Linked DNA regions of Homo sapiens: all the other regions are linked to region 3. Evidence: chromatin contacts called from ENCODE Hi-C or POLR2A ChIA-PET data. All regions are on one chromosome and are shown on one strand. The core of a region is the stretch at or near the end of the contact, and the rest is flanking DNA. Distances in the headings are between cores, read along the strand shown. Region 1 holds the start of C22orf23 (chromosome 22 open reading frame 23). Region 2 overlaps MICALL1 (MICAL like 1). Region 3 has its middle 20 kb from the start of CARD10. Region 4 has its middle 4.3 kb from the start of IL2RB-AS1.

What was found. Hi-C counts contacts between places; a loop is a spot of excess contacts on that map. ChIA-PET counts read pairs that join two places held with the same protein, here RNA polymerase II (POLR2A). Pooled maps may share reads with other maps.
Region 1: a pooled map shows a loop between it and region 3 (4-fold over the local background). The contact joins the promoter of C22orf23 here to the enhancer-like site in region 3. A Hi-C loop is called at or near these places in 1 of 168 maps with a recorded cell type or tissue (PC-9), 1 of 37 single-sample maps with no recorded cell type and 11 of 50 pooled maps. POLR2A ChIA-PET finds 5 or more read pairs at or near these places in 3 of 52 experiments (GM10248, HEK293T and naive thymus-derived CD4-positive, alpha-beta T cell).
Region 2: a map of GM12878 shows a loop between it and region 3 (4-fold over the local background). The contact joins two enhancer-like sites. A Hi-C loop is called at or near these places in 1 of 168 maps with a recorded cell type or tissue (GM12878), 1 of 37 single-sample maps with no recorded cell type and 8 of 50 pooled maps.
Region 4: a loop to region 3 is called in a pooled map, with 3 times the contacts of the local background. The contact joins two enhancer-like sites. A Hi-C loop is called at or near these places in 2 of 50 pooled maps.

What each region holds. Positions count from the first base shown.
Region 1 is chr22:37,952,265-37,954,964 of GRCh38, reverse strand. C22orf23 (chromosome 22 open reading frame 23) reads left to right here and starts at 1,364. Exons shown (of 7, transcript NM_032561.5): 1 at 1,364-1,517; 2 at 1,807-1,918. The coding sequence starts at 1,816. POLR2F (RNA polymerase II, I and III subunit F) reads right to left here and starts at 1,266. Exons shown (of 5, transcript NM_021974.5): 1 at 1,158-1,266. The coding sequence starts at 1,177. RefSeq lists a silencer at 1,031-1,100.
Region 2 is chr22:37,932,692-37,935,391 of GRCh38, reverse strand. MICALL1 (MICAL like 1) reads right to left here. Exons shown (of 16, transcript NM_033386.4): 12 at 2,504-2,594; 13 at 2,280-2,353. Among named protein-coding and RNA genes, the nearest start is that of C22orf23, 20 kb to the left of the region's middle. RefSeq lists enhancers at 756-1,557, 1,558-2,360. Within about 2 kb of position 1,336, at least 23 of the 41 ENCODE cell types and tissues checked have a DNase peak (open chromatin) inside an H3K27ac peak, as active enhancers do.
Region 3 is chr22:37,537,698-37,540,397 of GRCh38, reverse strand. No RefSeq gene overlaps it. Among named protein-coding and RNA genes, the nearest start is that of CARD10, 20 kb to the right of the region's middle. RefSeq lists a silencer at 1,325-1,514 and enhancers at 1,133-1,632, 1,633-2,134, 2,241-2,450. Within about 2 kb of position 1,422, at least 3 of the 41 ENCODE cell types and tissues checked have a DNase peak (open chromatin) inside an H3K27ac peak, as active enhancers do.
Region 4 is chr22:37,161,126-37,163,825 of GRCh38, reverse strand. It overlaps a transcript of IL2RB not described here. Among named protein-coding and RNA genes, the nearest start is that of IL2RB-AS1, 4.3 kb to the left of the region's middle. Within about 2 kb of position 1,250, at least 7 of the 41 ENCODE cell types and tissues checked have a DNase peak (open chromatin) inside an H3K27ac peak, as active enhancers do.

The DNA.
Region 1 (2,700 bases), core at 115-2,614, 410 kb before region 3:
GCTGGCACATTAGGCCACTTGCTCTCCTCACTTGACTCCAAGGACACCTCACCCTCTTGGTGTTCCCCCACCTCCCCGGCTTCTCTTTTCCCCCAAGCACTCAATGTCCAAATGCCCTAATGCTCAGCCACGGGTCATCTCCTCTTCTCTACTGACACTCACTGGGAATGGGGTAGCAATCCCACACGTTTCTTATTTTTATCTTCAGACTAGCTCTCTTTGCACCCACATATCCCACAGGTAATTTTTGGGCTCTATCTTTAAAATAGTAATATATCCAGAATTCAAAACCAGTTCTCACCACCTCTACTCCTACCACCCTACTATAAGCTACTGACTTCTCTCATCTAGATTACTACAAGCAGGCCGGGCACGGTGGCTCACGCCTGTGATCCCAGCACTTTGGGAGGCCGAGGCGGGTGGATCACAAGCTCAGGAGTTCGAGGCCAGTCTGGCCAACATGGTGAAACCCGTCTCTACTAAAACTACAAGCAATTAGCAAGGCGTGGTGGTGCACGCCCATAATCCCAGCTAGTCGGGAGGCTGAGGCAGGAGAATCCCTTGAACCCCGGAGGTGGAGGCTGCAGTGAGCCGAGATCGCGCCACTGCACTCCAGCCTGGGCGACAGAGCAAGACTCTGTTTCAAAAAAAAAAAAAAATTACTGCAAAGGACCGTCCCAGACTTTTATTTAATGCCACCCGGTGGAGCTGCCCCAGACCCTCCTCTGGAGTACTCCTATACTACATACGTCTAGAACTGGGGAAGCTCACGCGACCACCGTTACCTGCTTGCTTGCTTACTTATGGGCCTGTGACCCCTTTTCTAGAAAGTGAGCACGTGGAGAGGCAGGGACGATTGTTCATTCACCTCAATATTCCCACTGCATGATACAGAGCCCGGCTCGCTGGAACATTTGCTGAAGGACACCTTTTCTACGGATCCCCTCTGGACCCTCGAGCCTGGGCCCTCCTGTGCCTCCAGCCGGGGCTGTGCTCCTGGGTCGCCCGCCCTTCCCTTCCTCGGCTCCGCCGGCCCCCTCAGGACCCCAGTCCCCTCAGACATTGCCCCTAGACGCCAGGCTCCTCAGCCGACCCAAGCCTTGCCTCATCCGCCCCTTCCAAGGTTGCCGCAAAGGCCACTCCGCTCCCGCACTCACTTGTCCTCGTTGTCTGACATGACACCCTCGCCTCAGCGACCCCGCTGCGCCCCGGTCCCGCGCGGAGACCCGCAAACAGCGACACTACGACTCGCGCGGCTCCTAGCTTATCTTGCGCCTGCGCCGTAACCCAGAGGAAATCACTTCCGGGAGGCAGGACAGAGCGGGGAAAGTGCGCATGCGCTGACTGGTGTGTGCGCGTTTCTATAGTAGCGAGAGGCGCTAGCTGCCAGCTCCAGCAGCCCAGATCGCGCAGTATTTCTGCGTGGCACCGGTGCGGATGCGGCTGTAAAGCAGTGGTCACCGCCTCCGGGAGCCCACTTCTATGTGGAGAGGGGAGCACCCAGAGAGGGTCTTAGGGTGAAATTTCAATTTTGGCATATCACTCAGTGGGTACTGTTGTGACCATGGCTGTGTTAACACTCCCTCCCGAGGAGACTTCCCTGCCACAGGCGCTGGGTCAGAATGAGGACTGTGTGTGTGTATCTGTGTGTCTGGATGGGAGGTTTGGGCACTGTCGCAATATTAACTGGCGGCATCATTCTCTGGCTCGATCCCCGCTTCCAGACTTCTGGGGGTGTTGGGCGTCGGGGAACAGAGATTAGGGACAGGAGACAGGGGGTGTGTCATTGCGTCTTTCCCTCCTCAGAGTCCTCCCATGGCTTCACAGAAGCAGATGGAGGTAGTGACCAAAGGAACTGGGTTCCGGCGCCGCCCCAAGACCATCACTTACACCCCGGGGACCTGCGAGCTGCTCAGAGGTCAGTCCGTTAAAGCAGCGATCCCAGCCTTTTTGGCACCAGGGACCGGTTTCGTGGAAGACAATTTTTCCACTGACGGAGGTGTGGGGAATGGTTTCGGGATGAAACTGTTCCACCTCAGATCATCAGGTATTAGTTAGATTCTCATAAGGAGCGTGCAACCTAGATCCCTCGCGTGCGCAGTTCACAATAGGGTTCGCGCTCCTATGAGAATCTAAGGCCGTCACTGACCTGAAAGGAGGCGGTGAGGCTCGCTAGCCTGCCGCTCACCTCCTGCTGTGCGGCCCGGTTCCTAACAGGCCAGGGACTGGTACCAGTCCACGGACGGAGGGTTGGGGACCCCTGAGTTAAAGGATGAGAGAAGAATGGTGGTAGTTACCCTCTGTAACTCAGTTCCCCCGTACCTGACCTGTGGCTTAGCACTATTTTCCTTTACAGATAAGGAGCCTGGGGTTCAGAAAGCTTCAAAATTCTACTGCATATGCCTTATTCGGGGGCGGGGCGGGGCGGGGGGGAGGGGAAGGTTCAAGGTGCTACACCTTGCCAAAAGTCAAAGAACTAAAATTTTTAGAGTAGTTAACTCCTATGCATCCTTTAGATCACACTTTCAACTTTCCCGAGGAAGACTTCTGCTCCTCACCACCACAGTAGGATCAACTGTTATGTGCCCTCACACATTTTCCTTCACTGGGCTTAGCACAAGCTGTAGTCAGTTATTTGGTGTCCCATCTATCCCTCCAGATCATGAATTTCATCAGGCAGGAACCGTGCCTGTTTCGGCC
Region 2 (2,700 bases), core at 87-2,586, 400 kb before region 3:
CTACACGGGAGGCTGAGGCAGGAGAATGGCGTAAACCCAGGAGGCGGAGCGTGCAGTAAGCCAAGATCGTGCCACTGCACTCCAGCCTAGGCGACAGAGCGAGACTCTGACTCAAAAAAATAAAATAAAATAAAATAATAATAATAACAAATAGGGCCAGGGCTTGGCGCGGTGGCTCACGCCTGTAATCCTAGCACTTTGGGAGGCGGAGGCGGGTGGATCACGAGGTCAGGAGATCGAGACCATCCTGGCTAACATGGTGAAACCCCGTCTCTACTAAAAATACAAACAATTAGCCGGGCGGGGTGGCAGGTGCCTGTAGTCCCAGCTACTAGGGAGGCTGAGGCAGGAGAATGGTGTCAACCTGGGGAGGCGGAGCTTGCAGTGAGCCGAGATTGTGCCACTGCCCTCCAGCCTGGGCAACAGAGTGAGACTCCATCTCAAAAAATAAAATAAAAATAAATAAATAAATAAAATAAAATAAATAAATAAATAGAGCCAGGCGCAGTGGCTCATGCCTGTAATCCCAGCACTTTGGGAGGCTAAGGTGGGTGGATCACAAGGTCAGGAGATCGAGACCATCCTGGCTAACATGGTGAAACCTGGTCTCTACTAAAAACACAAAAAATTAGCCGGGCGTGGTGGCAGGCGCCTGTAGTCCCAGTTACTTGGGAGGCTCAGGCAGGAAAATGGCGTGAACCCGGGAGGCAGAGCTTGCAGTGAGCCGAGATCGCGCCACTGCACTCCAGCCTGGGCGACAGAGTGAGACTCTGTCTCAAAAAAAAAATAATAATAATAAATAAATAAATACCCCCCCCCAAAATAAATAAATAAATATCCTGAAGCCCCCTCAGCCACTGCCCCTTTCCCCTATGGCCTCACCTTGCCAAAATTGAGGAGCAGGTGGCCCAACCTGGTTCTGGGGACAGAGCAGGGCCTCCAAATCACCACCCAAGTTTGAATCCCACTTTGCCATTTTCCATATCTGGGGCCTGGGTAAGTTATGTCCCCAGTCTACACGTGGGGAAACTGAGACTCAGGGACATGAAATCTTTGACCAGTGTCACACAGTGAAGGTGGAGCTGGTATTTGAACCTGGCAGCCTGATGCCCCCAAGCAATGGCCCTCATGGTGTACTGTACTCGGAGCCTCATACACCAGCTTCACCTTCCAAAAGCAACATCCGGGACAGGCTGACAAGCCCGGGACGCACAGCCACCACACGGGGGCTGGAAAAGCCACAGTAAGCCCTGGGGCCGGGCTAGCCAGGGAGGCAGAGGAGCCGTGCCCGCTCTGGCCACAGGGCGCCGCTGTGGCTCTGAGTGGTGGCCACGCCCCAGCCTCCTGCAGAGTTGGGAGTGACTCACACAAGGCAGTGGAAGCCTGGGACATTCTGTGGCTTCCCCTGGGACACTCCAGCCTCCCAAATTCCCCAGTCAGTAGACAGTTCCCCTGCCACCATCCCCACAGTCTGGAGGGGCTGTGTGTGCAGGGACAGCCCCAGATCAGAGACATGGATGGAAGCCCAGCCCCGTCACCAACAGCCAAGTCCCTTGACCTCTCTGGCCCTCCACTTCCCATCTGTCAAGATGGCCCTTGCCCAGGGCTGGCACCATGCCTGAGCCATAAGAAAGTGGTCAAAAGCTTTGGCTCCCAACTCTGGAATCTCCATAGTCCTGGGGTCTCTGCCTGCAGCTGCGGTTCACTGCATTCCACGGTCACAGGGCGTGTGAGGAGCCCTCCTCACCAAACCCCAACTCGGCCACATGGTAACCATCAGCCATCAGCCCTTCAGAGGGTACAGAGTCCACGTCCACTGTCTCCTGGTCCCAAGAACACCCGAGGACGTGGGGACCTTCATTCCCATCTTACACCTGAAGCCACTGAGGCTCAGTGAGGCTAAGAATCCTGCCCAAGGTCACACAGCAAGTTAGTGGCAGAAGAAGGAACAGTCTGACCCACGCACAAAACAGGCTGGGCTGGTCCTGGGCCTGATCTTCATTCACTGAGAGCCTGTCATCCCTGGTCCCTCGGACGTCCACACCCTACACTGTCTGTGCGGTTCCTTCTCCTACCACAGCCCCAGCCAGCTTACTGCCTGTTACAGTCTCTCCCATCCTTGGGGGTGACCCAGACAGCCCTGCCCCGCACCTCCTCCTCTGGCCCTGTCCCCAGTCTGCCTGTGCATCCTACTGGGGTTTTGTCTGCCCGCTCCCCCACTCCTCCGTGTCACCAGGCCCCAGGGCAGGTGCCAGGGGAGTGCCAGTGGCTGCACTCACCTGGCTTATTGAGGAGGCACCGGAGCTCATACTCGACATCAGCCTGGCGCTGCTCCAGGTTCTGCTGCTTGAAGCTAGGGGTGGGAATAAGGTGACTCTTAACAATTCTGCCCGAGCCCCGGCTGCCCTGCCCTGCGCTGTTACTGATGAGGGAAGAGGGTAAGGGTTCTCCATTCTAAGCTCTACGGATTCCAGGGAGGGATGCCCCAGGCGGGGGGACTCACACATAGATGAGCTCGGACTCTCGCCGCACCAGTAGGTGCTTCTCGTGGATGAGCTTGAACCAGTCCACCAGCATGTCATCCTCACGGCCCTCTGGAAGCCAGATACCCACTGAGGCCAGGGCTGGCTGCCATGCCTGGCTCAGTTCCCCGGGGAATAGAGGCTCCTGCCCCCAGCCCCACCCAGCAGGCCCTCCCAG
Region 3 (2,700 bases), core at 173-2,672:
AAGTAGGGGGCCAGGAGTTTGGGGCCTTGGGCACAATCCTGTAGGCTATTAGGAGTGGGAGTCAGTGAACCGAGTGGCAGGAAGAAAATTTAAACATCTCTATTAGTTTCCTGTGGCAGCTGTAACAAATGACCACAATCTTGGTGGCTTAAAACAATAAAAATTTATTCTCTCCACGCCAGGTGCAGGGCTCTCGCCTGTGATCCCAGCACTTTGGGAAGCCAACGCAGGAGGATCGCTTGAGCCCAGTAGTTCGAGACCAGCTTGGGCAACATAGTGAGACCCTCATCTCTACAAAAAACTTTAAAAAATTAGCTGGACATGGTGGTGTGAGCTGGGAGTCCCAGCCACTTGGGAGGCTGAGGTGGGAGAATCGCTTGAGCCCAGGAGGTCAAGGCTGCAGTGAGCTATGATCACACCACTGCACTCCAGCCTGGGCAATAGAGCAAGACCCTGTCACTGAAAAACAAACAAACAAAAATGATTAGTTCTGGAATCCAGAAGTCTGAAATCAAGGTGTTGGAGGGGCCCCGCTCCCTCTGAAGGTGCTAGGGGAGAATCCTTCCTTGCCTCTTCCCGCTTCTGGTGGCTCCAGGTGTCCTTGCCTTATGGCAGCCTCGCTCCTGCCTCTGCCGACATTTCCGTGTAGCTCCCTCTGTGTCAGCATCTTCTCTTCTTGTAAGGACACTTGTCAGTGGATTTGGCCCCCCACGGATAATCCAGGACGATCTCATCTTGAGATCCTTACTTTTTTTTTTTTTTAAGATGGAGTTTCGTTCTTGTCACCCAGGCTGGCGTGCAATGGTGCAATCTGGTCTCACTGCAACCCTCTCCTCCCGGGTTCAAGCGATTCTCCTGCCTCAGCCTCCCAAGTAGCTGGAATTACAGGCATCCGCCACTACGCCTGGCTAATTTTTTATTTATATTTTTAGTAGAGAGGGGGTTTCGCTGTGTTGGTCAAGCTTGTCTTGAGCTCCTGACCTCAGGTGATCCGCCAGCCTCAGCCTCCCAAAGTGCTGGGATTACAGGAGTGAGCCACCGCGCCCGGCCGAGATTCTTATCTTCATTACATTCGCAAAGACTCTTTTTTCAAATAAGACTGTATTCCCTGGTCCCAGGTGGACGTGTCTTTTGCAGGGGGGCCACCAGTCAACCCACTGCAAAATCCCCAGGCAGTGCCCTCTCCCACGTTCCTCTCCTCCTTGGGGCTCCCAGCCCCTCCAATCCAGCCTCCTTGAGTAGGAACTGTGTGGTCCTCATTCACTTTTCCACCCCTAGGGCCCAGAGTGGGCAGTGTGTTTGCAAATATAACTCCGTTCCTCTCTTCTTCCCTCCCTCCCTCCAGTAACCGATGCCACCAGAGGCTAGAACTGGTGCTGCACCTGTGGGACGAGGGCGCCACCGTGTGTCCAGCTTGGAGCAGTGTGGTCACAGGCTTGAGCCCAGCCCCTGCCCTGCTGACAGCCACTTACAGAGCGCCTGCCCCACCAGTCACTCCACCCACATCAGCCCTCTTCTTCATGGCCGCAGTATAAAGAGGGAATTACTATCCAGTTTTTCAGATAAGGAGACTGAGGCTGAGACCTTGCTAACGTCACCCAGCCTTCAGCTGCCGCCAACTCCAAAGCCACACCCACGCCATGCTGTGGACCAAAACTAGACCTGTGCGTGGGTCTGGGCGTGAGCCTTCAGACTTCTCAGGGTGTCCTGCTATTGGGAAGCTGACGCAGGAGGATTGCTTGAGCCCAGTAGTTCGAGACCAGCTTGGGCAACATAGTGAGACCCTCATCTCTACACCTCTTCTGTAAAGGGGGGAAGGTGCCAAGGACCGCCCTTGCCAGGTGGCCCCTTCCCCGTCTCTGGCCCTGAGAGAGACCTGCAGACCCCTGAGGCCTGTGGGTCTTGGGGGAATGAATTTTTGGGGAATACAATTCTGAGTACTTTCCAAACATTAGTCTTTTTGAATATTTTGGTGTTCATTGTTTTTCTCTAAACATTTGCATATGTGTGAACTATTTAGTGATTTAAAAAATATACTTAACTGGGTTAAAACTTTACGTAGGGCTGAGTGCAGTGGCTCACGCCTGTAATCCCAGCCCTTTGGGAAGCCACGGTGGGCGGATCACTTGAGGTCAGGAGTTTGAGACCAGCCTGGCCAATATGGTGAAACCCTGTCTCTACTAAAAATACAAAAATTAGCCGGCTGTGGTGGTGCATGCCTGTAATCCCAGCTACTCGGGAGGCTGAGGCAGGAGAATTGCTTGAACCGGGGAGGTGGAGGTTGCAGTGAGCCAAGATTGTGCCACTGCACTTCAGCCTGGGCGATGGAGTGAGACTCTGTCTCAAAAAACAAAAGAAAACGAAACCAACTTTATGTAGGCCTCCAGTTCCCCTCTAAAAGACAACAGCTGGCTGGGCGCAGTGGCTCACGCCTGTAATCCCAGTACTTTGGGGAAGCCAAGGCAGGAGGTTCACTTGAGGCCAGGGCTTCGAGACCAGCCTGGGCAACATAGTGAGACCCTGTCTCTATTTAAAACAAACAAACAAAAAAGGCCTGGCACCGTGGCTCATGCCTGTAATCCCAGCACTTTGGGAGGCTGAGGCAGGCGGATCACCTGAGGTCAGGAGTTTGAGACCAGCCTGGCCATGCGGCGAAACCCTTACTAAAAATACAAAAATTAGCCAGATGTGGTAGCGGTG
Region 4 (2,700 bases), core at 1-2,500, 380 kb after region 3:
CTGCTGCTTTCAGGTTTGCTCATGAGTTCCCGGAGGCCCATGAAATCAAGGTCACAGGCTCAAGCCCATGTGGGTGGTGGAGACGAGCATCCCTCTGCTCCACTCAGGTAGCAGCCCCGACCCTTCCTGGCTTTCCCCCGAATGGGGGGCCTCAGGGCGGGGGTATAAGGCATCCTCATGCCAGGAGCCCCTCCCAAGGGCTGAGAAGAGTCCCTCCTCCCTTGAGGGAGGCAAGGTGCCCAGTTTGGATTCCTCCAATCAGAGGATGACTTTCCTGGAAGAGCTTCTGGGATCATCCAACCCAAGCCAGTCCTTGCGGGGCATCTTTGGTTCCTGCTTGCTCAGTAGGCATCAGGCCTCCTGCTTCTAGAAGCGGCCCCCCCATTTCTCTTTGGGGTATCTACCTTCCTGCATTTGGTGAAGTCTTGGTTGAACTCTCAATCAAAGTACCCCACCCTTTCCAGCTGGAGGATGGGCATTTGACGTGATCTTAGCCAATGAGACTCTTTGAATTCTAATGAATGAAGCCAGCAAACAGCTGGAGGTTGGTGCCTCAAAGGGGTCTCTGCAGCTGGACCACACTCAGCTGCAGGTGCGGCTGGTCTGGAGTCTGCCCGTCCCTGAGGTCTGGGTCTTCAGCTCCCTCCAGAACCTGAGAACCACTCCAGATCCTCTAACTAGTTCTGTTTGGCTCAGGTTAGCTACAGCCTGTTCCTGCGGTCTGTAGCTCCAGAGCAGTGATGACTGCAGGGAGCGACCCTAGTGAGTTGGAGGCACTGCTGGGGCTCAAACTTAGGTCTCCAAACCCTCAGTCCAGTGCTCATGCCCCTGGGGAGAAGCCTCTGGCCTGGGGACAGGGGTGGGACTGAAATGAAGTGGAACCGAAGGGAAGAAATGAGTGTTCTCATCTCATGGTCTGGTGCTGGGGTGTGGGTGTTGGTGGTTTGGCTGCTGGGCAGAGTGTGAGGAGGTGTATAGAACTAGGCAGGCAGGGGTAGGATGCGGTCAATCAGACAGGTAGCCTTTGGCCCTCACAATCCCCTGCCTCTTCCCCAGTACCCCTGGCATGTGGTAGGATCTCTGATCTGGGGTAGAGGGGTGGGGTGGGGGTCAGGGATTTGGTAAACAGAGCCTGTGCCTGACCTGATTCAGACTAACCAGAATGGGTTTGTGACTCCGTGTGGTAGAGGCTTCACAGTGGGACTGTCTCTAACTCACTTTGAAAGTGAAACCAGCCACTCACCAAACATGGGGGCCCCTGCTGGTTCTGAAAGCTCTGGCAGCCTCTTTATTCACCAGTCACCCGAAGTATAAACCAGTTAGCAAGACAGCTTCAAGGTCAGCCAGCCAACTGGTGTGTGCGTGGGCCTCACCAGGCCTTCCAAGTGCGCATTTAGGTAGCCTTCCAGCAAGTCGGTGGGCTGTGAGCTCAGGGTCAGCTCTCCCCCATGTTTGGGTCACCTACCCCACCAGTACATTAGGCAGAGGAGGTTTTTATCAAAGACCTCCCGTACTGTCCTTGAGCATCCAATGCTCACACTGGCACCAGGGCCTGTGGTACAACACTGGTCCTACTCCAAGGCCCCGCAGACAGAAAACCGTGGGGGCGGGCACTCTTCCCCTCGCTGCCCTCTCACTCGATCGCCATCACCCAACGTGGTCAGTCATTGCTGTAATTAAAGACTATTTCAAATCTGAGATCTGTACTAAATATATGCATGCCCCTGTACTTGGCTAAGGCACCTGTGTCAGCCAGGAACTTCAGTTGCAAAAACTCTACTGGCTACTGTCATTAGAAAAGGAATCATTCAGGATATTCTGAAGCTCAGGAATCTCTGGCAGGACCCGCAAATCAGGCTTGGAGAAGCTTGGAGAAGCTTGGAGAGGCTTGGAGAATTGCTGCATCCTGGACACGATGTTCCGACACCACCCTCGCCAGCCTCCAGGTCTTGGAGTTGAGGCTTCTGATTGGGGAAGCCTAATCACACGCACACACTTCAGGACTGAGGTCTGGAGCTGAGGCTTCTGATTGGGTGAGCCTGGTCACATGATCATATTCCCAGCCTGTGGTCTGGAACCCAGGCTTCTGACTGGGGGAACCTGGTCACATGCCCTCCCAGTCAGCAGTCTGGAGCTGGCTTCTGATTGGGGGAGCCTGGTCACATGCTCACTTTCCCAGCCTGTGGTCTGGAACTGAGGCTTCTGATTGGGGGAACCTGGTCACATGCTCTCCCCGCCTGAGGTCTGGAGCTGAGGCTTCTGATTGAAGGAACCTGGTCACATGCTCACTTTCCCAGCCTGAGGTCTGGAATGGAGGCTTCTGATTGGGCAGCCTGGTCACATGCCTATGTCCCAGCTGCAAGGGAGGCTGGAAAAGCAGTTTCAGCTTACTGGTTAGGGTAGGAGACTCCTAAAAAAGGAGATAACTCCAACACAAGAAAGATTTGCAAAGATGCAGCGCACCCAGATGTAAACTAAATATCCAGGACAGCACCTGAGAAGAAACAGGGCTGGCAGAGGGTCCCTTTGTCAATGCCACCCTCAGCTGCACTCCTCCCTCTGAAAGTGGCGCTTCCTCACATATGGGCCGGCTGTGGTGGTGGAGTTTTGTTGCATGTTTAAGTTAGAATTAATGGCGAGTATTTTAAATGGGAGGTTTTCACGTTTTTTTGTTTTGGTTTCTTTGAGATGGAGTCTTGC